3 separate regions of the Mus musculus genome follow, and regions 1 and 2 are each linked to region 3. Evidence: chromatin loops called from intact Hi-C (ENCODE). Cell type or tissue: heart. All regions are shown on one strand. Region 1 overlaps Kank2 (KN motif and ankyrin repeat domains 2). Region 2 overlaps Dock6 (dedicator of cytokinesis 6). Region 3 has its middle 19 kb from the start of Dock6.

What was found. A loop is a pair of places that touch in the nucleus more often than their neighbours do. Peaks named below come from ENCODE experiments on the same cell type or tissue, not always from the same donor. Only the 100,000 strongest peaks of a DNase experiment are listed, where the experiment ranks them.
Region 1: it touches region 3 in a loop (2.8-fold over the local background); 3 of 42 quality-filtered maps call a loop at or near these places.
Region 2: a loop joins it to region 3, with 2.0 times the contacts of the local background. A loop is called at or near these places in 4 of 42 quality-filtered maps.

Annotation. Positions count from the first base shown.
Region 1 is chr9:21,784,309-21,789,308 of GRCm38, forward strand. All of the region lies in intron 3 of Kank2 (KN motif and ankyrin repeat domains 2), which reads right to left. Among named protein-coding and RNA genes, the nearest start is that of Kank2, 12 kb to the right of the region's middle. In heart, a CTCF peak has its summit at 2,782; DNase peaks (open chromatin) are centred at 443, 843, 2,783 and 4,113; H3K27ac peaks cover 815 bases.
Region 2 is chr9:21,823,705-21,828,704 of GRCm38, forward strand. Dock6 (dedicator of cytokinesis 6) reads right to left here. Exons shown (of 50, transcript NM_177030.3): 24 at 2,079-2,171; 25 at 1,731-1,826; 26 at 693-833. Among named protein-coding and RNA genes, the nearest start is that of Angptl8, 9.3 kb to the right of the region's middle. In heart, no CTCF peak of the experiment used is centred here; a DNase peak (open chromatin) is centred at 1,877; H3K27ac peaks cover 437 bases.
Region 3 is chr9:21,868,924-21,873,923 of GRCm38, forward strand. No RefSeq gene overlaps it. Among named protein-coding and RNA genes, the nearest start is that of Dock6, 19 kb to the left of the region's middle. In heart, CTCF peaks have their summits at 541 (motif pointing right) and 2,193; a DNase peak (open chromatin) is centred at 508; H3K4me3 peaks cover 291 bases; H3K27me3 peaks cover 768 bases.

The DNA of each region.
Region 1 (5,000 bases), 85 kb before region 3:
TGAATGTATGTCTGTGCATGTCTGTTTGTCTGTGTATGTCTGTCTGTCTGTCTATGCACTGTGTGCATCTTGGTGCCTGCACAAAAGAGAAAGAGCATCCATTAGCTTCCTTGGAACTGGATGGTGTGAGCCACCATGTGGGTGCTGGGAATTGAACCTGGGCCTCTGCAAGAGCAGCCAGTGCTCTTAACCTCTGGCCATCTCTCTGCACTTTGTTTTTTTTTTCAAACACAGTCTCACTGTGTAACTTTGGTGGCCTAGAACTCACTATGTGACCAAGCTGGCACCAAAATCAGACAGAGTGTCTGGTCTCTCCCTCAGGAGTGTGAGATCAAAGGCGTGTACTACCACACCCGACACATGTGACTTCTTGGGCCCAGTCTCCAAGGACGTGCAGTACCCAAGCCACTAAGTGTGGGCTCAGTGTGATTCCACTTCACTTTGCTGCCTATGGCCCTTGTCATACTGCTGTGGCTCTGTGCCCCTCCTTCTTAAGGCACTCATGTCCTCCTATGGGTCCAGCTCCGCCAAGGGCCCAAGAGTGGAAGTTCTCTTTAATAGTTAATTTTTTTTTTTTTAAGATTCAATGTTTTGTTTTCAGAGAAAGAGTCTCACTGTGTAACCCTGGCTGGCCTGAGGGATGGCCTGCCTCAGTATTAGGATTAAAGGTAGAAGCTAGTGCCACTAACTTTTTTTTTTTTTTTCTTTTTCTCCGGTAACAGAAGCAATTCATTGCTTCCTGAAGTTCCTGGGCGCTACTCAAGTTCTGCAAGTAGCTTAGAGTGCTTTCTCTACACAGGCTGAGTGTGGACAGGACAGGGTGGGGTGGGATACTTGGCTACAAATGTGTCCAAAAGCAGTATAGTCCAGGGTGTGGTGCCTCAGCTAACAGGGAGTTGAATTTACTTTGTGAGCCAGGCACTAGGGCTGGGTGCTTCAAAATTCTCATTTACTTATTTATTATTATTGTTTTGCGGTCCTGGGGATGGAACCTGGGTTGTGTACACTATTGCAGTATTCTTAACTGAGCTGTGGCTCTGGCTTGCTCATTGTCTTTTTTGAGACCGAGTCTCATGTGGTCCAGGCTGGCCTTGAACTCACTGCCTTTACCTCCCAAGCTCTGGGATAGAAGCCAGCACTTCCTGCATTCTGGGGCTACATTCTACCAACCAAATTACATCCTCAGGCTCTTGCTGCTGCTGTTTTGTGGGTATTTCTTTACATCTCAGGCCTACCTTGTCCTAGAGAGCTTCTTGTCTCAGTCCTGGGGGCTGGCATAGCAGGCGTGCCCCACTATGCTTGGCTTAGAGCTGCAGATTTTGAATGCTGGGGGCTGGAGGGCTGGCAGGGCAGCTCAGTGGGTAAGGGAACTAGCCTGATGACCTGAGTTCATTTATGTGTAAGCTGGACATAGTGGTGGAAGTCTGCAATTCCTATGGCAAGATGGGAAACCACTGGAAGCCCTTGGGCTAGCCTGGGGAACCAGCAGTAAACAAGAGAGAAGCAGAAGGTGAGGACTGGCGTCTGACACTGGCATGTCTTCGGTAGCAACATGCTTGCCTCCCCCAAACACACCATGCATCTCGAGGATAAAAAATAGGAGCAACGCTGGGCGGTGGTGGTGCGCCTTTAATCCCAGCACTTGGGAGGCAGAGGCAGGAGGATTTCTGAGTTCGAGGCCAGCCTGGTCTACAAAGTGAGTTCCAGGACAGCCAGGGCTACACAGAGAAACCCTGTCTCGAAGAAAAAAAAAAAAAAAGGAGCAACGATAAATCTTAGATATAGTCTGTGTGCTAGGTTGTCCCTGTAATCCAGGCTCCAGGGCTAGGAGTCTGAGGCACGAGGAATGTGAGTCCAGCCTATCTGTCTGTCTATCTGTCTATCTATCTATCTGCATACATGTATACAAATATGTGCTATGTATGTGCAAGAGCTTGTGTGAAGAAGAGAAAGAAGAAAAACCAACAAACTAGGCTTAAAAGGTTCCTTCCGTCGGGGCAGTGGTGGCACACAACTTTAACCTCAGCATTTGGGAGACAGAGGCAGGCAGATTTCTGAGTTCAAGGCCAGCCTGGTCTACAGAGTGAGTTCCAGGACAGCCAGGGCTACACAGAGAAACCCTGTCTCGAAAAACCAAAAAAAAAAAAAAAAAAAAAAAAAAAAAAAAAAACACAACCCCCAACTAAACAAAAAAGGTTCCTTCCAACCCCAGCTGGGTGTTCACATGTTGAAATAATATCAGGTGATGATGGTTCATGCCTTTAATCCCAGCACTTGGGAGGCAGAGGCAGGCGGATTTCTGAGTTCAAGGCCAGCCTGGTCTACAGAGTGAGTTTCAGGATCACCAGGGCTAGTCAGAGAAACCCTGTTTTGGAAAAACCAAACCAAAGCAAAGCAAAACCAACACAACGGCAGCAACGGCAGGCCTCCAGTGGCCCGTGTCTCAGCACTCTGCATCTGTGCATTCAAACAGCTTCAGGTCAGAAATAACAGTAGGGAAAAATAAACCTTTTCTAGGCCCAGCAAGAGGGCTCCTAGGTTAAAGGTGCTTGCTGCCAAGCCTGACTCCTGAAAGTTAGCCTCTGACACCCCTCTTCCCCCAATAAATAAAAATGTAACAATTTTTAAAAATCCCTTGTGCTGGGGAGATGCCTCAGTGAGCAAAGCACCCCTGCAGTGTAAGCCTTAGGTTCTGAGTTCAAATCCTCAAACCCCAGCAGGGCTGTGTGTGTGATCCCAGGGCAGCTATGGAGAGATGGGCGTGCAGCTGCAGAACCCTAAGTCGGCCAGCAGGGGGGCGGATGGAGCAAACAAGGCACTCCATCTCAAACCAAAGCCTGTGGCTGCTGCTTTCGGGATGCTCACGAGGGGCTCACACCACATTCCTCACGTGTGCTCAACACCCCCACCCCACCCCTTTCCCCACCCAGGAGGATAACAGGTCAAAGGCCACCCAGCTAAGGTGGATTAGAGGCTAGGCTGCACAACTGTAAGACTTAACCTAAGAACAAAACAAATAAAGGGGCTGGGGTGGCGACTCAGCAGGTCAGCCACAAGAGCCAACAGACAGCCTGGATTCAGATTCCCAGAGAAACTGCTGGACGCAGGGCTGACAAGGTGGCTCAGCCCACAAAGGGGCTTGCTGTCAGGCCTGGTGACCTGAGTTTGATCCTCAGGACCACAGTGTGGAAGAAGAGAACGGACCCCCCCCCCCAAACTGCCCTCTAACTGCCACACATTACCCTCCAAAGGTAATTAATAGACGTAATAAAATACAGGAGCCGCACTCAGCCGCATGGTTCTCGCCTGGCTTGCAAGATGTCCACAGCCCCATCCCAGCACTGGAGGAAAAAAAAATTAAAGTGGAAAAAACAAGAAACAGAGAGAGAATCTTGTTTTTCTGAAACACAAGACCATTTAAGGAAATCAGGCAGGCACCGAGAATGTTTTTCAAGGACACGGAATATCTAAATTAGCAGCTTGAAGGTGGGGTGCAGCAAAGTCATTAAAAGGCCTGGGGTGGTGGCACATGCCTGAGGGCCCAGGGAATGGAGAGGGTGAGGCAGGAGGATTGTTTGGTAGCCAGCCAGGGAAGCACAGGGAAACATCATCTTCAAAAAGCAAAATGTGGGGCGGGCGAGATGGGTCAGTGAAGAAAGGAGCTGCTAAGTGTCTAGCTTAGATTGATCTCTTGGACCCACATGGTAGGAGAAAGATGTCTTCCCAAAGCCCTGCTCGAACATCCACACATGCCCGCACATACACCCGGAACAAATAAATACGTCTGTAAGTCATTCAATAGGGGACAAAGTATGATGGCCACGCATGGCAGTGGGCATCTGTGACCCCAGTGCTGAGGAGGGGACTCAGGCTGTGGGAGGCTTACAGTACACAGGAAAGTCCCTGTTTCAGAAAACAAAAAAACAAAACAGAAGAAAAATGAAAAACATATATAATGACTGGATTGAGATGAAAGCTATAATTGAAAAAATGGGCAAGCCGAGCTCAGCAAGACTGCACACACCGTGCTGTTGGACAACTGTGTCTGTCGGTGTTTTCTAAGATTTATTTTTAATCAAGAGTGTGCCTGGGGAGGCTCCTGGTGCGGCTGCCAAGAGGCAAACAGGTCCTCATAAGAGCAGCCAGCGCTCTTAATTGCGAAGCCACCTCTCCAGCCCCTGGTTTTATTTTATGTGTATTTTTGAGGCAGAATATTATGTACCCCAGGCCGCCCTTTGATTCTCTCTTAAAACAATAAACGCAGGAAAAGTGAAAAGAACTTCCTTTGTTCTTTCTTTCTGTGTTTTCTGCAAGACGGGGTTTTCCTATGTAGCCCTCACTGTCCTGGAACTCGCTCTGTAGACCAGGCTGGCCTCGAACTCAGAAATCTGCCTGCCTCTGCCTCCAGTGCTGGGATTAAAAGGTGTGTGCCACCACTACAAAGCTTTTCCTTTTTTATTTTCTGCGTCCTCTAACCGTTGATCCTCTGCCTCCATCTCCACACACCCTCTCCAGCCAAGACGGCCCAAGCCAGTGTTTATCTACATCCTCTTTCTTTTCCATTCCGTTCTCTGTTCTCTCTAAAGCAAGATGGCATCTTGCTATGTAGCCCTAGAAGTACCTAGGACTCACCACAATCCTCCTGCCTCAGTCTCCCAAGTGCAGAAATGAGCTTGGTAGGCTATATGTGCTATGATGCTCGGTAGCCTTTGCATTTTTATGTGGCTGGGGAAAAACAAAAGGAAAACATGAGAGGTCCAGGTTCAGGGCCCGGCCCAGGAACAGAGCACTTGCCCAGGATGTACGAGACCTGGGTTCCACTGCAGCTGAAAAAATAAATACAATCAAACAAAACAATAATCTCCACCAGCTTTGTGGTGCCAGATACTAAAAACATACTTTTCTTTTATGCATTTGAAAAATTCAGGCTGGCTATGGTGGCTCAAGCCTGAGGTCCCAGCTTTGGCAAGCCAGACAAGAGGCAGGCAAAAGAGCAGCCT
Region 2 (5,000 bases), 45 kb before region 3:
CAGAGGAGGATGACTACGATTCGAATCCTTTGCTTCTTCCTTCCCCATGGTACGGCACCAGGGTAAGCCATTCTGTCACTCTCTGCCTCAGTTTCCCTCTCAGTAAAGTGGAGATAACATTAATACTTTGTGAATGACTGGTGAGATTTAATGATCCAGCTGGAAGCACACAGCAGGCGATCAATAAATGCTTCCCTACGAATACTCTGACCATGACTGCTGCTTGCCCAATCCCTGTGGGGACTGGAATCAGTGATCCTAGAGCTTCAATCATCATCAGGGCTCAGAAATGCAACATCTATTTATTATGTTCCTACTGTATACTAGTACTATGCTAAGGGCCAAGGATGTGTCCCACACCCTCAGGGTCCTCGACAACTTTTACTCACCCCCTCATTGTTCCACTTCAGCCACAGGGCATGATTGATTGCTGCCCAGCTGTGAATCTGCCTCAGGCCATTTCCCCCCCTGTCTGCCACTCCCGGGCCTCACCCATTTCACCTTTTAGTTCTCCCTCTAAAACCGCCTTGGGAAGGCAAGAACTTGACCTGTTTTATTTATAGCTGTGTCTCTACATCCAGCCATGGCCATGTAAACCATAGGTGCTCAAGAAAGAGACCATGGATGAACAGACCCACGTGGCACACTGGATCCCTGACCACACTGCATCCTTGGGCTGAGTCCTTCCTCACCTTATGGACTCTGGTGATGACTTCCAGGCCCACGGAAGCCACCAGGGCGGCAATGTCATCCAGGAAGCGCCCAGGGAAGCGCAGCTTGCGGGGAGTGTCCAGTCGCTGGCCCAGAAGCAGATGGAGCTCCATGCTTTTTACCTGGGAGTGAGGCAAGTGGGCAGGGCTCTGTTATATGGGCGGTGCTTGAGAGTGTGGGAGGAGCTTAGGACACATTGATGGGGCTTGAGGGAAATTGGGTGTGAAGGGTGGGGGACAGGCAAGGAAGCGGGGGCATGGGCGGCCCTGAGCTAAGCAGTTGTAGCTAAAAGGTGATCTGGATTTGACAGAAAGGGCATAACTTTAGCATCAAGAACGGTGGGCTTAAGGGGTCCTGACCCCAACGGGTGCAGTCTGAGGGCTGTGGGCAGGACTCTGTGGGGAGCAGCAGTGGGAGGGGCGTGAGCAGGTGGGGCCATGGGGGAGTCTTAGGACCCAGAGGTTTGTGGGTATGTGAGGTGGCCAAGGCCCACTACTTGTCTTGAGACAAGTCTCACTGAGGCTGGCTGGGCAGTGAGTACCCTGTGCTTGGCACCTCCTCCCTAGGACTGGGATTACAGGCTGCATCAGGTCCAGCCCTTTCCTTTTTACCTGTGTGCTGGAGACCTAACTGTGGTCTTCATGTGTGTGTAGTAACCGGGTTGAACCTTCTCCCCAGCCCTGGGGGCTGAATTTGAGAAATTCTGGGCTCTGTCTTGGAGGACTATGGGGAATGGGCTGGTGGGGACAGGGCCAACAGGCACTGGGGACGAGGCCATGCAGGCACACCTGAAGGAATGTGGTGCTCTGCAGCCTGACCTCTCAGTGCCTGGTGTCTCTTGGAGGAGGGAGGCCCATCTCTGGGTTGAGGAGTCCTCTCTAGAGAGGGGGGGGTTCACTGTCAGGGTACCCTCCTTCTCTCCTCTCTCACAGAAGAGCCTCAAGGCCATTTCTTAGGGTCCCCAATGCAGTTTCGAGGCACCTTTCCTCAAGGGTCTCCCGGGATGGGGAAGTCCTCACCATGAGCTGGAAGAAGAACCAGGCATGCTGCAGGACTAGCTCACGAACCGCACTGCCGCTCACCACCCACTGCAGAGCCAGCTCCTCGTGCAGCAGCTGTGGGCAGGACCAGGGTCACCAGGAGCCACGAGCCACCCCGCCCACACACTCCTCAGGAAGGCATCACTGGGGGAGGGGGGGATGCAGCCCAAAGCCTGGCTGGGGGTCAGAGCAGCAGGAGGCCATGCAGGGTGGGATGAGGGTTGATCCAGTCCCTGCTGGGCTCTGGATGTGGGAAGAAGCGCTGGACCCCTTTCCTCTGGGGCAGTGGGACAGACATCAGATCAGCCACCCTGCTGTCCCCTCTACCTTCTGCACAGTGTGTCTCGACTGAGGGGCTGGCAGGGCCGAGGATGAGGCCTCGAGGTAAGAGGAGGCCCGGCTAGAGTTGCGGTCGATGGCCTAGGCAGGATGGGATGGGAGAGCATGGAATGGAGGAGAGAGTTAGTGATGCAGATGGGCACGGAGGAGGAACATGGATGGATGGAGGATCAGTCCATGTGGGCACGGGACAGAGCAATGGGTCTGGATCAGTATGAACATAGGAGGAAGCTGTTATGCTTTGAATACATCTTGTTCATGGATTAGAGATTTTGTGTTTTTTTTTTTTTTTTTTTTTTTTTGAGACAGAGTCTCATGTAGCCCAGGCTGGCCGTGCTGATGGCATTTGGTGGTGGGGCCTTTGTAGGAGACTAGCATTAGGTGAGGTATGAGAGTGGGACCTCTGTGGTACCATTAATGGCCTTAGAAGAAGAGGAAGAGAAAGGCAAGCAAGGTGGGACACACCTGTAATCCTCCAAGGGTGCTCCACATCAAGGGAGATCTTGTGTCACAATAAAGCAGAGAGAAAGAAAGGAAAGCAAGGAAGAGAGGGAGGCAGAGGAAGAGGGAGGGGGAGAAGAGGGGCCTGAGTTAGTTAACTGCCTGTCACCATGGCCATCCACCATAATACAGCAAGAAAGGCCTGGGGCTATCCCTTACCCTCCAGAGCCATGAGTTAAAGTTATTATTCTATGGCCCTGCCGGCAATGAGGGCAGATGGTAAGAGACTCGGGTCTCTGTGAAGGGATGTGTGGATGGACAGAGAACAGCGGTTGCTGAGGGGGGACATAGGGCGGTACAGATGAGCTACAGAAGCTGTTGAAATCAGATGTGTTGAAAAAAAAAAGGGACCTAGACATGGTGGGGTCCACCTGTCACCTCGGTGCTCAGGAGGCCGAGGCAGGAAGAGTGTGGTTTCCAGGCCACCGTGGGCTACATAGCAAGACTTTGTCTCAAAGCACAACAACCAAACAAAACAAACAATGAAAATAAGGGCCTAGCGGAGAGCACTTGCCTTCCTGTGTGCAAGGCCCTGGGTTCCCTAGGAGGTTGGCGGGGAGAAGAGGAGGTGCAGGTGGGAGAGACAGAGTCGAGACTAACAGTGAAGATGGTGATGGCATGGCATGAGTGCAGAAGGCACAGCGGAGCAGGGGTGGGGTTGGCTGTGGCCAAAAGTCAGGGCACCACTGCAGACAGGAAAGGCATGGCGAGTGGAGCACAGATGAGCTCGAGTTAAATGGAGGGCTGGACCACAGGTAGAGTGTGCGAACATGGAGGAGGTACGTACAGACAGCAGACACACACGGAAGGAAGGGAAGACAGCGAATTTGGTATGTGCTAAGCACCCTGGACAACAGGCCTGGCCTCCTGCTCCAGCCTTGCTCGGGCCTCACAGGGCCTTACTATTCCCATCTGTGAAATGGATACAGGGGTGGCCCAACCTTCACGCCCCTTGCCTGGCTTCCTGGGCAGAAGAGACTCAATGGTGGAGCTGGCTTAGCCAGGGGCACTCGAGTACCCTGCAGGCTCCCGGGCCCAGCATACACTGTTACTCAGCATGTCTGAGCCTGGGCACACGCTATAAAGACCACTTCCTGCCAGGGACACCACCTTGCTTCTACCTCCTCCTGGCTCTCCAAGTCCTAACTGACCCTTCAGGAAACCGAGGGCAACCCTGATTAAGATATGCTAGGGGTGGGGCTGGTGAGATGGCTCAGCAGGTAAGAGCACCCAACTGCTCTTCCGAAGGTCCTGAGTTCAAATCCCAGCAACCACATGGTGGCTCACAACCATCCCTAACGAGATTTGACTCCCTCTTCTGGTGTGTCTTAAGATAGCTACAGTGTACTTACATATAACAAATAAATAAATCTTAAAAAAAAAAAAAAAGATATGCTAGGAGTTGGAGCCATGGCTCTGTGGTGAAGAGCACTGGCTGCTCCTACAGAGGACCTGGGTTCAATTCCCAGCATCGACATGGTGGCTTAAACTGTCTGTACCTCCAGTTCCAAGGGATCTAATGCTCTCTCTCTTCTGACTTTAGAGGGCACCAGGCAAGTGCAGCATAGATACACATGCAGGTGAAACACCCATACACAAAATAAACCTAACATGAAAACTTAAATGCTGGGATTAGCTGGACCCGGGTCTGCCTAGCTTCCTCAGAGTGCTGGGTTCCATCATCAGCCCAGTGTGGACCAAACCACAAAGGCTAAGCATGTGGTTTGCCACTGAACTTCATGCCTATCATTTTTCTTTTATAGCCAAGGATGACTTTGAACTGCCCATCTCCAAAGGCTAAGTTTACAGGCGCGCACGACCATGCTTGCTTTATGTGGGACTAGGGATGGAACCCAGGGCTGTGTGCATACAGGCCAGCGCTCTACTTGGCAAGCTCCAGCTTCAGCCTGCTCACTTGATCAGGAAAGTGCACTGCAGCTCAGGAATTATTCTTCCTAAGGAGGCCTCACTGAGACCCTGCCCTGGCTTCAGACCCTGTTGCTGAACACTTTACTCAAGAGTCTTTTTCTTTGCTTTGTTTTGCTGAGACAAGATACGAAGTAGCCTAGGCGGTCTTGAAACGTCTAAGTAGCCCAGGATGACCTTGAACTCCCGCCTCACCTCCCAAGTGTTGAAATTACAGGCAGGCAGCTGAAAATTTGGTGTACTACCTAACATCATATTAGAAACGGAGAGATTCAGGGGCAGCCAGTCACCCGGGGCATAGGACAAGGCCTCAATCAAGGGGGGCTGGAGCCCAGGCCCATTGCAGGCAAAGACCCTCCCCATACCAGGGCCCTGGAAAGGGGCAAAGTTGGGGAACCCCCTGTATGTAAACAGATGGGGAGCTTCAGGGGTCCAGGGCTACGTCACCCTTCTAAGGGTTCTGTGCGCCAAGGGAATGGTTAG
Region 3 (5,000 bases):
GGATGCTGCCATGCTCCTGCCTTGATGATAATGGACTGAACCTCTGAATCTGTAAGCTAGTCCCTTTATAAAAGTTGCCTTGGTCATGGTGTCTCTTTATAACAGTGGAAACCCTGACTAACACACACACATACAGACAGACAAAACACTTGTACACAAGAAATAAATCAATCGTTTTTTGAAAAGCCATTGGGGGAACCTATTGTCAGATCTGTACATGCGTAAGACCCCCAAAGCTGGGCTTTCACTCAAGTCCCTGGATGAGCTGGCCAGCACCCCAATGACTCAGGAGAAAAACCACACCTGATGCAAACTGCAAGAGGTTTTATTATCAGCTAGCTGAGGACGAACTCTTTCAGCAGGGGAGTTCAACCCCGAGCGATGACAGTAGGGAGCTTTTTTTTTTTTTGGTTTTTCGAGACAGGGTTTCTCTGTGTGTAGCCCTGGCTGTCCTGGCACTCACTTTGTAGACCAGGCTGGCCTGGAACTCAGAAATTCGCCTGCCTCCTGAGTGCTGGGATTAAATGCGTGTGCCACCACACCCGGCCAGTAGGGGGCTTTTAACAGCTAGCTGAGGAATTGGGAGGAGTTGGGAGGAGGGTTGGGAGGAGTTGGGAGGAGTTGGAAGGAGTTGGGAGGACCGGGGAGGACCTGGGAGGACCTGGGAGGAGTTGGGTGGAGTTCTCTTCTGGGTGTCCTTGGTGAAATTTATAAGGCAGAAGGAGTGGGGAGTGAGTTCTTTCTGAATTTTTATCTCTGTGTCCTCGGCACAGGAAGCCAGGCAAGTGCCTGGCTGGGTCTTTTACAATTATTGCATCTCTGGTTGTAAAGTACAGAAGCAAAAAGGCTTGTTGCTGGCTATATTTTTAGAGATCAGGGAAAACAAGCTTGGGGAACGTCCAGGGGCTTTACCTTCTAGGGAGAAATGCTCTAAGTCGGGGTCTCACACATGCAGCTGTAGGTCTCAGGCCTCATCCTCTTCCCAGCGGATGGAGACCACTAGAAAAATGCCACAACCAATCGTCATGCAGAGTTGAGGAGCCCAGTCTCGATGGGTACATTTACAAACACCCTTGTATTAGTGGGGCAGGGGTGGTACCCATACAAAACAAACAAACAAAGCAAAACAGACAGACAAATGCACCCTTGTATGTAAGGCTCAGGGAACACTTGAGGAGACATAAAGATTATAAGAGCCAGAGGATTGGGAGGCTGCTGTGTGATTGTGTCTTCTAGAGATATCAGAAGCTGCACCCATAACAAATCACCAGCAAGGCTACCTAAATGTGAACTGAGCAGGGACAATACCAATAGACATCTCAGCGTGGACGGAGATAAACCCACAAGGGCCATGTGTCAGCCCTACACAAAAAACACCAGGCAATTAAGGAACTCTGAGATGGGGAGGGATAGTCTTCCCTAGAGAGGAGCACACCATTTGGTTATCCAAAACCAGCGATCAGCCCCGAAAACATACACACAAGTAACAACATACAGACGGAGCAGGTTGTATATACATATGCATATATGCACATAATAACAATTAATAAAAAGAGAGGCCATGAATTTGAAAGAGAGCAAGGAAGAGTACATGGGAGGATTTAGAGGGAGAAAAGGAAGAAAGAAATATAATTATATTATAATCTCAAAAAAAAAAAAAAGAACAAATAAAGAGTCAAGGGTCGTCCTTGACCAGCAGGAACCCGGTCTGCGGGAGACTGTTTTTCGAGACAGGGTTTCTCTGTGTAGCCCTGGCTGTCCTGGAACTCACTTTGTAGACCAGGCTGGCCTTGAACTCAGAAATCTGCCTGCCTCTGCCTCCCGAGTGCTGGGATTAAAGGCGTGCGCCACCACGCCCGGCGAGACAGGTTGTTTTAATAAGCCAGAGTTTCAAAGTCATCTTCTGGCTACATGGAGTCCAAGGACAGCTGGGTCTACAAGAGATCTAGTCTTGAGAAGAGGAGAGGGGAGGGGTAAGGAGGAGGAAGAAGAGGAGAGGAGAGAAGAACGGAAGAGAGGACTTGGTGGGTAGGTAAGTGGGGACACAAAACAGTGCTTGAATATACTGTTGACCTACTCATCTTGCATGAGGGGTGCGTGGAGACCTTACCCAGAAGCGCGCTTCTGTACGTGGGGGGCGGAGAAGCGTCAATTGTTTTCTGTGGGAATAGTGTCCCCTAGCGGCCACTAGGGGACAGCTCCAGAATTCCGCCCTTGCAGCTGCTCCATCAGGCCAGTGTGATTTTGCAGGTCAAGTGTGATTTTAAATTCAAAATCCTGCGGACTTAAGAGCGATGCTGAATTCACATGCTCGGAATTCTTTGTGGAAGAGAGAAAAATATCCCTCCACCTGCCGCGCGGGGGAGGCAGGACTCTGCAAAATTTCAGAGGTGGCAGAAAAGATGAAGCCAGCTGTCGGGGTACATCGCCAGTACACCACTTGGGAGGCACAGGCAGGTGGATCTTTGTGAGTCGGGGCCAGCCTGGTCTACATAACCAGTTCCAGGCCATTTGGGATTCGTTTTTCAAACTAAAGTTTTCATTAAATTAACAAAATTAACAAAAATGTGCGACCCTCAAAACCCCATTCTCATTCATTCTGCTCTGGTTTCATGAGCATCTAGTGGGCAGTGTGGCAGGACCATCCAGCCATGTCAGTCAATCCAGTGCTAAGTACTTTGCCTCGTGGCCCTGGTGGCATGTAGGAGACTTATCTCCTCCTGTGTTCCATGTTCTGTTTGGAGAAGGAGCCGAGCAGGGATTTGGGGTGGGGTGGGGACCACCCGTGTTTCTGCTACTGTCGAACTCTCCCAGCTTCCAACTATCTTGTTTTGCTTTTTAAAATTTTTATTTTTATGTCTGTGCATGTGTGTCTGTGTGAATTGTCTGCCATGTGAATGTAGAGCTCACTGGGGACAGAAGAAGGCATCAAATCCAAGAGATGGAGTTTCAGACAGTTGTCAGCCGACTGGAACAGAAGCTGGGATCTGACCCCCGCCCTTTGGAAGGACCATGTGTATTGTTAAACGCTGAACCATCTCTACAACATTTGTGGTGTGTGTGTGTGTGTGTGCAAAGGTTCCATATATAGCCTTGGCCTGCCTCATCTTCACAGAGATCCACCTGCCTCTGCCTTCCAAATGCTGGCATTAAAGGTATGTGCTGCCATGCCCAGTCAGCTTCCTATTGCGATGTGATAAAGGTTTAGGGCTGAGCCAAGGAGGTGACAAGATACTTAGGAAACTGAGCAGGTCAATTTGAGTGTCCCCTGCTGAGATTGCTGACATGTGGGGACTCAGCAGCCCAGAGTTTTAGGGAAGATGCCAACTTAACCCCCCAGATCTGCCATCATGGCTGAAATACACATGCTGTATTCTTTCTTCAACTGTTGTCTTTATTCAATGGTTTCTCTGTCATAAGTATGTCACAATCCAGGCCCTGGAGACTTGGCAGCCTTCCCTTCACAGACCTCTCCCTACAAGACAGAAATAAGTTGATCTAAATTGCCTTCCGGATCTGTGCTCCCAGAGGGGGGCGGGAGGGGGCAGGGGAGATGTAGGGCAGGCGATGAGGAGTGAGACATGTCAGAAATAAGTGTGTAGGCACCGAGGGACCAGAACTGGGGAGATCAGCACAGACATACACAGTTTCAGGAGCCCAGATCAGGCATGGCTTTCTATCAAATCCCATGAAAACGAGTTTGGAGGCTGGGGATGTGGCTAGGTGGGAGCCTGCCAGGAACATACCTTTAGTCTCAGCACTTGGGAGGCAGAGGCAGGTGGATCTCTGGGAGTTCGAGGCCAACCTGGTCTACAGAGTGAGTTCCACGCCAGCCACAGGACTGCATAGTGAGAGCTTATCTCTAATATAAGATGAAAACAAGCAAACAAAACACAAGAGCATACTGTGTTACCCTGGTAGTGAGAAAAGGGTCCTTCAGAAAATTTAAAAGATCAAAAACTTGAGCTTTGGTGCAGCTTGGTCAGGTGCTTAGCATATGTGAAGATTGGGTTCATCCTCAGCACAGAAAATAGAACACAAGAAAGACCACCCAGGCCTGCAATGCTGAGCAGTTGGGAGCACACACTGCTCTTGCAGAGGATCTGAGTTAGTCCCTAGGACCCACTTGGCAGCTCACACTGCCTGTAGCTCCAGCCCCAGAGCATGAGAAACAAAATGTGCCTTCCTCTTCCTCCTCCCCCTCCCCCTCCTCTTCTTCTTTTTCTCCTTTTTCTTCTTCATTTTAATTTTTTTGTTGATGCTTTTGGGCTTTTTTGAGACATGGAAACCTTGCTGCTCTCTGTCAGCCATCTCCCCTTCCAAGAACGTGAGGCTGAGCCCTGGACACTGGTGAGGCACAGGAGACCTTTCTTTGTATTTGGAATTGTAAAAACCCGGTGGCAACCTAAGCTGTGCACCCTGCTACAAAAGTCAAAGTTTTGTCTTGTCTTATCTCTCTCTCTCTTTCTTTTCTTCTGTTCATAGCCCTGGCTGTCCTAGAACTCTCTCTGTAGACCAGGCTGGCCTTGACCTCAGAGATCCACCTGCCTCTGCCTCCACAGTGCTGGAATCAGAGATAAATGACACACCAGCTATGTGATTTTTCTTGAGGATCCAGGCTAATTTCTTTTCCTTTTCCTTTTTTCTTTTTCCTTCTTTCCTTTCTTCTTCTTCTTTTTAACCAGGTCTCACTAGATAGCCTTGACTAGCCTGGGACTTGCAAGTTGGGAAGACAGCGTTAGATCCCCTTGTAAGAACTGGACCGGGTGAGGCAGGCACTGCTGGTGCATGGCTTCCATCCCAACACTCTGGAGGCAGAAGCAGGTGGGTCTTTGTGAGTTCAACTCCAGCCTGGTCTTACATGGCAAGACCCAGGATAGCCAGGGCTTCAAAGAGAGACCGTGTCTCAAAACAAAAACAAAGGAAACCCCATGGCCGGGTAGGTCCCAGACTGGGAGGTCCCAGGCAAGGGGAGGATGTGTACAGCTGTTGTTTTGTTG